Linked DNA regions of Homo sapiens: region 2 is linked to region 1. A link is an interaction called in ENCODE POLR2A ChIA-PET data of the cell type or tissue named here. Cell type or tissue: HepG2. All regions are shown on one strand. Region 1 overlaps PNPO (pyridoxamine 5'-phosphate oxidase). Region 2 overlaps NFE2L1 (NFE2 like bZIP transcription factor 1).

Evidence for each region. Peaks named below come from ENCODE experiments on the same cell type or tissue, not always from the same donor. Only the 100,000 strongest peaks of a DNase experiment are listed, where the experiment ranks them.
Region 2: POLR2A ChIA-PET joins it to region 1 with 5 read pairs; 13 of 35 experiments call an interaction of 5 or more read pairs at or near these places.

What each region holds. Positions count from the first base shown.
Region 1 is chr17:47,944,391-47,949,390 of GRCh38, reverse strand. It overlaps PNPO (pyridoxamine 5'-phosphate oxidase), which reads right to left. Exons shown (of 7, transcript NM_018129.4): 3 at 4,676-4,775; 4 at 3,779-3,832; 5 at 3,402-3,530; 6 at 2,998-3,068; 7 at 83-2,777. The coding sequence ends at 2,609. Among named protein-coding and RNA genes, the nearest start is that of PNPO, 5.3 kb to the right of the region's middle. In HepG2, CTCF peaks have their summits at 318 (motif pointing right) and 2,325 (motif pointing right); DNase peaks (open chromatin) are centred at 540 and 2,240.
Region 2 is chr17:48,056,626-48,061,625 of GRCh38, reverse strand. It overlaps NFE2L1 (NFE2 like bZIP transcription factor 1), which reads right to left. Exons shown (of 6, transcript NM_003204.3): 4 at 4,505-4,594; 5 at 4,124-4,282; 6 at 81-3,331. The coding sequence ends at 1,985. Among named protein-coding and RNA genes, the nearest start is that of NFE2L1, 11 kb to the right of the region's middle. RefSeq lists enhancers at 3,942-4,801, 4,802-5,000. In HepG2, no CTCF peak of the experiment used is centred here; no DNase peak of the experiment used is centred here.

The sequences.
Region 1 (5,000 bases):
AGTGAGGGGACAGGAAAGTTGCTTAAATTCCCCAAGTCCCCTCCTTGGGGGTTGAGGGAGACCAGGCCGGGTTGAACATCAATAAAGTGCACGGCTGATAGGCTTTTATTACAGACTGGGGGCGGTAACGGCTGGACAGAGAACGGAAAAGGAACATCTGAGACCAGGCTCAAAGCTAGGGGGTTACACAACCTCCAATAACACAAGGTGAGTGCAGCACTTCTAGACACACACACAGACACACATCACTTACTCATAAACGGCACAGCCTACGGTACAAGAAAAAGGGCAAGGTAGGTAAGGGCACCCAACACCCTCCTGCCTGCAGGGGGCCACAGGGTTAATGTGCCTTCCTGCACGCAGGCTTAAGAGGGATAAACAAGGAGAGGGCTGCCCTTGGAGAAGGCCTGCGGATAATAGTGACTGAGGCACAGGTCCATGCAGGGGAAGGAAGCACAGTTCACAGAGTGGCAAGCTCAGTGCCAGCCAGTGCAAGCAACAGGCAGTTCTTTGATCCTGGCTTAGTCACAGCAAACATTTACCCAGCCTGGCTCTTCTCCATAGCCAGCAGGTTGCTTGCTCATCCAGTCTGTCCCTGGTTAGCGGGCATGTGCTCAAGGAGAACAAACACAGTTCAGCACAGGACTCAGCTGAGGGTCACTAAAGGATCATAGACTGTGAGGGTGGGAGGTCTTGGTTTAGAGGTTGAGTCTAGTGCAGCTGATCACCTGGGGTCTAGTGAAAATGCAGGGTCAGATTCAGTGGGTCTGGGGTCTGAATCTCTAAGGCGCTGCCAAGTGATGCTGATGCTCCTGGCTTGTGGACCACCCTGTGTATAGCAAAGCTCTAGACTAGGAGGTCTCAACCTTGGCTGCACAGAATTATCTGGGGAGTTTTTAAATTTCCCAGTGCCCAGGCTGCATTCATATCATAGTAGAGACAGGGTTTTGCCATGCTGGCCAGGCTGGTTCAATCATCTCTGAGGGTGGGACCCAGGCATCAGGGTTTTTTAAGCTCCCCAGGTAATTCCAGTGTGGGGGAAAAACCAATGAACTAGGAATTATCAGCAGAGGTGGGGAGTAAGAAAAGCAGATACGTGAGTAGTCTGAAAAACATAATCTCTATAATCATTTAATTTTTCTTTTTGGAAAATGTATGTATACATACACACAGTTTCCATAAAAAAACATAGATAGTAAAGCTGATTAAAATCTTCCTGTCCTATTGGTACCAGCACATGAAGCCCTTCTACAAAATTCCTGACGGACTGGGAATAAAAATTCCTAGTGACAGCCCACTCCTTCTCAGGCAGGTGTGATTGTTTGAAATCTCTCCCAATATTGAGATGAAACCTGCTTCCCTGTAACTTCCCTGTAATTCTGTGGGTCCCTTGTAGCCACAGAGAAGGCAGCAATCAGTAGGGGAAGTGCTATAAAAATATACTATCCCGGCCAAGCGTGGTGGCTCATGTCTGTAATCCCAGCACTTTGGGAGGCCAAGGCGGGCAGATCACTTTAGGTCAGGAGTTGGAGACCAGCCTGGCCAACATAATGAAACCCCGTCTCGCTGGGTGTGGTGGCTCATGCCTGTAATCCCAGCACTTTGGGAGGCTGAGGTGGGTGGATCACAAGGTCAAGAGATGGAGACAATCCTGGCCAACATGGTGAAACCCCATCTCTACTAAAAATACAAAAATTAGTTGGGTGTGGTGGCGTGTGCCTGTAGTCCCAGCTACTTGGGAGGCTGAGGCAGGAGAATTGCTTGAACCTGGGAGGCAGAGGTTGCAGTGAGCCAAGATCACACCACTGCACTCCAGCCTGGGTGACAGAGTGAGACTCCATCTCAAAAAAAAAAAAGAAAAGAAAAAAGAAAAAAAGAAAAAAAAAAGTCCTATCCGTAAATGAGTTAGTTAAGTTGTAATCAACAGAAATAGATTCTAGCTAGATTAAGTAAAAAAAAAAAAAAGAGAGAGAGAGACTTTACAGAGATAGTGGGGTGTTTTAAGGCAGGGGGAGGAACTGCACAGCCCAGACCTGGGAGGGAGGGATCCAGGGAAGGAGAGATCCTGGGAATTGCAATAGCAGCAGGCAGAGGCTTTTGGTTCCTATTGTTTCCTGGCTGCTATGAATGACTTGGCTTTAATGACTCCCAAGGTTCTGGATCTCTCCAGTTCAAATTTCAAATTATTGACAAAACAATCTGATTGGCCAGGTTGGCTCAGGTGCATATGCTAGGACTAAGCTTTGGCCAGTATGACTCACATGGTAACAGACAGGGCTGCTGGGGCCCTGTCTGTCACCAGAAAGGGAGTCACACCGGCTGCTACCCCTAGAGGGAGCTATCCTAATCAATCATAGGCAAGGTCAAAAAAATAATTATGGAATTATTTTCCATTTGTGATTCTCTACGCCACCATTACACTCCACTTGACCAGCTAACTGAGAACCAACTGAGTACAGAGAACTTAGAGGATTAGCTCTGAAGAGTCCTGAAGATAAGGGGTAGGGAGGGAAATGGGTTGAGTTTAGAAAGAAGGGCCTGGGTCCCAATCCCACACCCTCTCTTGACACCTAGCCCTAGCTCCACTCTGGGCCAGCAGGTCCCAGAGTTAAGGTGCAAGTCTCTCATAGAGCCAGTCTTCCTCCCCGCGGTGGGTCATGGGCCCCAAAGGGGAATCTCCTGTGGGTAGGCCCCGCCGAAAGACTATCCGGTCATGCAGGCGGTTGGTTTGACCTTGCCAGAACTCCATCACCTGAGGGTACAGGACATAGCCACCCCTATAAGGAGAAGCAGAGGTTTCAGTGCTCTGTGGAGTTTTCTAGCCAGGTCACTCTCCCACCCTCACCCCTCATCCCAGGGCCTCTTGAAGGAAGTTGCTGGGATGCATCTGACAAGGGTGGCCAGGGAGGAGGAGATCTGTGATTCCCCAGGCAGGTGGCTTCAAGTAAACACAGGGGCCTGGTGTCCCTTTCTAGAGGACTACCAGATGTCACTCACCAGGATTTTGGCTTGGGCACCTCTTGATCCTGGTAGAGCTGTTCCAGTTCCTCATTTTTCTTTCTCAGATACTGTCCAGGGGGAAGAGTTAGAAGAAGGGCCAGGCCCAGTCAATGATTCATTAACAAGGACTTCCTGGGGATATGTGCTGGGGACATGGGTGAGCAGAGCAGACTGGCCTCTGTCCTCCAGGAGCAGTCAACAGGATGGCCAGATGGACAGAGGAGGCCTATTTCCCCTCTCCCTACCCCCACTTTCCCTTCTCACTGTCCTTTTCACTGTTTTCACTGGGCTGGAGAGAGAGGACATCTCCTGGGGACATCTCCTGGCATCTCCTGGGGACAGCTTCTGGGGATAAGCCAAAGCCTCCACCACCTGGAGGACTACAGCGGAGCTCCACTCACCTCCCGATCAGGGATCACAGAACTCTGGTGGCTGACCACAGCCCCAATCTGGCTGCTCTTGGGGCGGGAGTGGAAGTAGCACTCAGCCTCCTCCTCAGGCAGTTTCTTCACAGGGCCTTCCACACGCACCTGCTCAGGGATGGCTCTGGGTGAATGGCATTAAATGCCACCTGCCCTCCCTACCAGCACAGGCCCCGTTCCTCTCTGTTCGATCGGCTGCCCCACCACTCTTGGCTCCAACTAACTGAGGGCTATTTTAGAGGCAGAGTGCCCAGCTGGGATGTTTGCCCAGTCTGGGGACCTTCGCTAGACGTAGCCATAAACTCAGGCCCTGCCAACCCAGCCCATCCCAGGCTGTCCTGGGAAAATTCACTCACCTGACGGTTAAGTGGCTCCCAGTAGAAGACAAGGGAAGCAAAGGGATTAGAGTCCTAGAAGTAAAAGAGAATCCACAGCCAGCCATCAGGACAGGGAGAGGAGGCCTCCGGCATGCAGGGAAAAGGCAGGAGAGCTGTAGTGCGCAGGCCCACAGCAGATGCACCCACCGTAAGAGCTCATTTAAACCCTCAAAAGTAGGCCTATTGTCACAGACACAGAGACAGGCTAAGTCACGTGCCCAAGTTCCTGCAGGAAGTGGTGGAGCTAAGTTTAAGCCAGTCGGACTCCAAAGTGAGACTGGGTGATTTCTCTCACCCACAGATTTGTGAGTCTTGAGAAATGCATGCTTGGCTGGCATGGACTCAGGGAGGTTTACTCATTTTGGATTCATTCATTGAATGCACGCGAAGTGCCCACTCTGGGTCTGACAACAGGAGACGTGCGGGGGATACAGCAGAGATAAAACAGAGCAGCCTCCACTCCTACAGAGCTTACTGTTGAGCAGAGGAGACAAATATCAGTTACATAATCACCCAAACAAATGCTCAGTTACAAACTGAAGAAGAAGACAAAAAAGAAAGTTGCAAGTTATAATGGCAGCAAACAGCATGAGGGGCTGAGTCTGAGTGAGAGTCAAGGAAGGCCTTCCTGAGGAGGTAACATGTGGGCTGAGATCTGAAGGAACAGGTCATGGCTGATGGGGTGAGGCTGGTTAGAAAGTGCATTCATTCATTTATGGCAAAGAGCACAGCAAGTGCCAAGGCCTCATGGCAGGAGGGCACCTGCACACAGAGAGCAAGTAGACTGGGGGGGTGGGGTGGCATAAGAAGGTGACTGAGGAAGCAAGAGCCAAACCCTGCAGGCCCTGGGAAAGATTACTAGCTCTTTTCACCCACCAGCTCTTTTCCTTTTCGACTCTCGAAGTTAGTGAAGAAGCGGAAGCCATCTTTCCCGAAGCCCTTCAGCAGCAACATGCGAGCAGAGGGTTTTCCATCTCTAGGAGCAAAGAGCAGAGCACTGTGGTCAGAGTCTGCTTCAATGTTCTGGCTATAGTCCCTCTCCCCAAAGGATGTCTCAGCACCCCCTCCAGCTGCACCCCCTTTATTGGGCTGTCAGGCTACCCCGTCCCATGTGCTCCTGGGGATTTGTCCTAGAGGTATGACACCACAGCCTGGGGCCCTGTTATGGGCTGAATTGTGTCACCCCAAACCCCTATGTTAA
Region 2 (5,000 bases), 110 kb before region 1:
TCCCCACTGTCAACCTCCCCAGTTCTCCACCCATCTTCCCATGTGAGCTCTGCCTTAGCCACGCAATGGCCAGTCCTCCCTACAATGAGTCCATTTCCTTTATTCTCAATTTAAATTCAAAGTGGGGAAAAAGTGCACTTAAGAATGAATCATCCATTTTATTTTATTTTGTCATGTGCTCAACAGCATCTCTCTCTCTCTCCCCTCTCCCTGGCAGGTCACAGAGATAAATTAAAAATAAAATCTACAAGGAAAATAATTTATAAAAGCACTCCCAGGTTCACACCTTCTATCCCTACTGCTCAGTTAGGCACCCCCTAACTGGGAATCAGTGCTTCCCCCCACCCCCATTTCACTCCCACTTGTCTGGGGCAGACGGTACTCCAGAGCCGGGCAGGGGTGAGGGCAGCAGTGGCAAACAGTTAAAAATAAAGACATTGTAGTCCTGGAACCATCTGGCCACCTTGGCACTCCCATGTCTGCCTCCCCCAGGCAGCCCTCCAGGAGCCTGTGCGAAGCTGGGGCTGTGGAGAAGCTGCCTGTGGCTGAGAGCTTGTGTGTTTGGGGAGGTGCTCTCAGCCTGTCATATGCACTTCTCAATCTTCTAGAAAGAAACCCAAAAAAGAAAGCAGACGACGACCTCGGGACAGAGGAGAAAAATCCCAAGTGTTCACACAGTTACACGGAGTCTTTATGGCAAAGAGAACATTTAGCAGCTTTGAATATTGGGCATCTCCTTTTTACTCAACACAAGCATTCTAGACCCTATAAGTGAAACAGGGCACAAGCCCTAAAAAAATCAAAGCGCAAGAAATTCTAAGAGGACTAGTTCTTTTGTTGTTGCTGGGTTGTGTAATTTTTTGTGTTTTCCCAGTGATAAGCCCAGTTGTTGGTAGGCAGAGGCCCGAGGGAAGGGTGACTCCCCAGTGTTGTGCTGAATCCTGCCTGGAGGCTGCTACACTAGATTCTCCATCATTCCTCTGCCTCACAGCAGTCCCAGAAGAGGAAGGCTGCAGGCCCAGTTCCCGGAGCACTGCCATCACCCTACCCCAGCTTACAGAAGAGCTCAGGCAGTCTGTGAGGGGTGGGGAACACAAACACCGGACCAGGGGAGGACGGCATACACATGCAGGCTCTGATGGAGACAATGGGAGCCTCAGCTCAGGGGTGGCTGGAGCACGGAGGGAGATGGAGTGGCAAGGCAGTGAATGACATGCGTGATGTTGGGGCTGTTGCAACATGGGACCACGTGACCCTTTCCTGTTCACTCTACCCTTTGACTCTAAATCTCAAAGCCAGTGTTGGGGCCCAGTGGCTCCATTCGATTGAAACATGGCCAATGATATCCAAGAGCTCCCCTTCAGGGATGTCAAAATGCAAGGAGCAGAAAGAGTTAACACCGTCCCTCCCCACCCCCACCCTGTGTCTGTGTACCCCACCCCCCCCGGGGTGAAAATTGGGGTTTATCACACCAGTGATCTAGGCCCACCAGTCACTCCAACCTGCTGCCTGGAATCCTGGCCAGAGCCAACCTTAACCTTCCCTCTGATTTTCTTCCCGCTTTGATTTTTTTTTCGGGGGGGGGGGGGTTCCTTCCTTCCTTCCTTCTATCCCTCCTTCCTGAAATGAGACTTTCTGCCACCTTCCCTTCCTCTCACAGGTCCATTCCTTCCCCTCTGTCGGCCTTTGCTCCACATAGCTCCTCTACCTCCAGCAACTCCACCACCACCCCTGCCTCACAGGAAAGGGGTAGGGTGAGGACCCTGTCCGTCTAAATGGTCTGGCCACTTCCACTCCACCCGAGTGGAGCTGAGCCAGCCAGTGCCTGCCTCTTCCTGTACACTGACCCGCAGTCATCCCATCTGAGAAGATATATTGGATAAGAAGGCATTTAAGTCCCCGCTGTAGGTCCAGGTCCAGGTCCAGGTCCAGCCCTTCTCCAGTTTCGGTCTTGGTGGGCTTCAAACCCCCTTCTTCCCCAGGCTCACTTTCTCCGGTCCTTTGGCTTCCTCTCCTGCCGCCGGGCCTGCTGGTCGGCCATCGTGCGGGGGATGAGGAGGACACTGCCGTCCCCGGCGTACTGGAGCGCATACTGACTGGGCGAGTAGGGTCGTCCGTTCTCATCTCGCAGCCGCCCAAACACCTCCTGGTACAGGCTCTGGACCTTCTGCTTCATCTGTCGCAGGGAGCGCAGGAACTCCACTTTCTCCCGCAGCAGCCGGGCTTTGTCACGCTGCAGGTCCTCCACATCACGCTCCAGATTCAGGATGGTGTCCAGCTTGCGCTTGCGGCAGTTCTGCGCCGCCATCTTGTTCTTGCCCCGGCGCCGGATGTCTCGGATGAGGCTCAGCTGGGCTTCACTCAACTGGTATTTGGACAGCAGTTCATTGAACTCCTCCACAGGCAGGTTGATGATTTTGTCATTGGTGAAAGGGATCTTCATGGCTCGGGCTCGGTGCTCATCCCGGCTCATCTGCTTGTCCAGGAAGTCAGCCTGCTTCTCCTTGCTGCCTTTCTTGAGGGCACTGGGTGGTGGCAGGTCGGCTGAGTCCAGGGCACTGGGTGCCATGTTGTATGTGTGGTTGTGGCCCACGTGCTCCAGGTAGGGCAGGCATGAGAGCTGAGCTGGATCCTGGTAGCTCATGCGGCAGAACTTGGAATACTCAGGCTGGTAGCCCACAGCACCCTCGGCCTCTTCCAGATCCAGGGTCTCAGAGTCAGAGCTGTAGCCAACCGCACCTTCCTCAGAAAAGGAGGAAGAGGCAGAGGAAGAAGCAGAGGAAGAAGAGGAAGAGGAGGAGGAAGAAGAGGAAGAACTGCCTTCAGAGCTGCTTAGGGAAGAAGGGCTATGGCTCGAGTCTAAGGAAAGGCCTGAGTCAGAGTCAAATTCCTCCTCCAGCTGGGAGGCCTGCACAGGGTTAAAGCCTTCTTCAATGGCCAGGTCCATAAGGCTGATCTCATCCAACATAGCTTCATCTAACAGACCCCCCAAAGGGTCAGGCAGCTCTGGGCCTGCTGTGTCATTGGCTGTGCCATTGAGCTGGGGTGGAAAGAAGAGCCCTGTCAGGTTGGTGGAGCCGAAGGTGGAGTTGAGGCTGGTAGAATTGCTGGGGGCCAACGGGAGCAGCGTGGAGCTACTGGCCACAGGCAGGCTTTCCACCTCGGGGCTGAAGAGTAAGAAGTCCTGGCTGCAGCCCCCCAGGGACGCCTGATGCAGGCTGACATTCTGATTGATGGGAGTGTTGGGGGCAAGGCTGTAGTTGGTGCTCAGTGGGTCTCCAGGAGGGGCACTGTACAGGATTTCACTTGCTGATGTGTTCACTTCCATGGCCTGGGAGGGGAGAAGAGCACCACTGTTCACTAGGAACTGACTCCCTCCCCTGGGGCTCACACACTGCAGGCACCCAACAGAGGCACAGCTGCATGGGTGTAAAGGCAAAATACTATAAACCAAAGCCCACAGTGTCAGCTCCTGACCCAGCTTCGTCCACCAGGCCTGGCAGAGATGGGTTCTTCCATGTAGGCTCCACCCTAATATAGGACTGATCAGCTTTTCCTCATGTTTGGCCAGACTCCCCCATCTTGGAGGGAGAGGAAGAAAACACTACCTTGTTACTGCAAAATCAGCACAGTGAAAAGAACACCCAGACTTAAGTCAGAAAACCTAGCTGCACCACTTGCTGTGTGACGATGGGCACATCATTTAACCTCTGAGCTTCAATTTCCTCACCTTTGAGATAAAGGCTGACTAGATGACTGTGAGGGCCAAGTGAGCGAACGATGGCTGTGAAGCACCATGTGAATGTCAGCTATTATTAACGCACAACCTTGGAAGCATTCAGCCAAGTGCCTATCTGCCTGAAGGAAAGGAAGAAGGCACACCCAGGAGGCAGGCCCTGATTTGGAAGGCTGAGTCCTGAGTTTTATTTAACCCAAACCCTACCTGTCTCCAGCTCCCATTGCCCCAAGGACACACCTGGACAGGTTTCTTCTCATTGTCCCCACTTCTCTATGATTCAGGGAAAGTATTACACTTTCTCTCCTTGGAGATGGAAAAGCAACTGAGTGCTAAGACAATCTGTGCAAAATCCAATAGGTTTGTGCCCGGTTCCGACAATCCTACCTGCATTTCCATGATGGACATGAGATCTTGCCACTGCTGTTCCAAATCAAATGGTGACTCTGTCCCGGTCAGAAGAGGAGACAAGAGGTTGTTTTGAAGAGCAGGGGGCTCACTCTCACTAGGCACTGCTTCTGTTATGCTGGAAATGTCTGCTGGAAACTAGGGCAAAACACAGAGGCTTTAACAAGGGGGAAGGAAAAACCTTGTGCTTTCCTCCCAGAGATTACCACCTGGACCTGTTTCTGTTCTTCCTTCCTCTGCATTTACCCCCAGCAGCCAGAATAAGGCCAGAACCAACAGCTGGCCCCTCAGCCATGGAGGGACACACCAGGTACAGGCTGCCCTGCTCACTTGGTGGACTCTCACTGGAGTCCTGCTCACCTCAGCATTCTCCCCAAAGGGGCAGGTGGCTTCCAGCAGCCTAAGGCACTCTTCCAGGGACAGGGCCGTCTGGTCCTCCCCACTAGGCACCTGTGGCAACAGGAACTGTAAGTCTGATTGACCTGGGCCTTGGCTGCCTGGGGCTGAAGCTTCTTTCCCAGAATGGCTGAAGCCCTGCAGTCTCCCTCCCATTCCCAGGCTAATGGCTGGCCCCGAGTCCCAAACTCCCAGAAACAACAGAAGAGAGTGAAAGAGTCCTGAAGCAAGCAGGAAGATGCTACATGCTCTGCCTCCCTTGCACTGTCTGTTGCCACGGCCTGGCCATTCTGCATCTGCTGCTTTCCACTCCCCCCTTCCAAGGCTCAGCCACTGTGACTTACAGACCCCAACCCAAAACAGAAATTCAGGTCCACCCCACACACCACCTGTCTTCTCTAAAGGAAGTTTCTGGAAGAACTCCAGCCTGGTTTGTGTCAGGGTAGTAGGGACAAGAAGA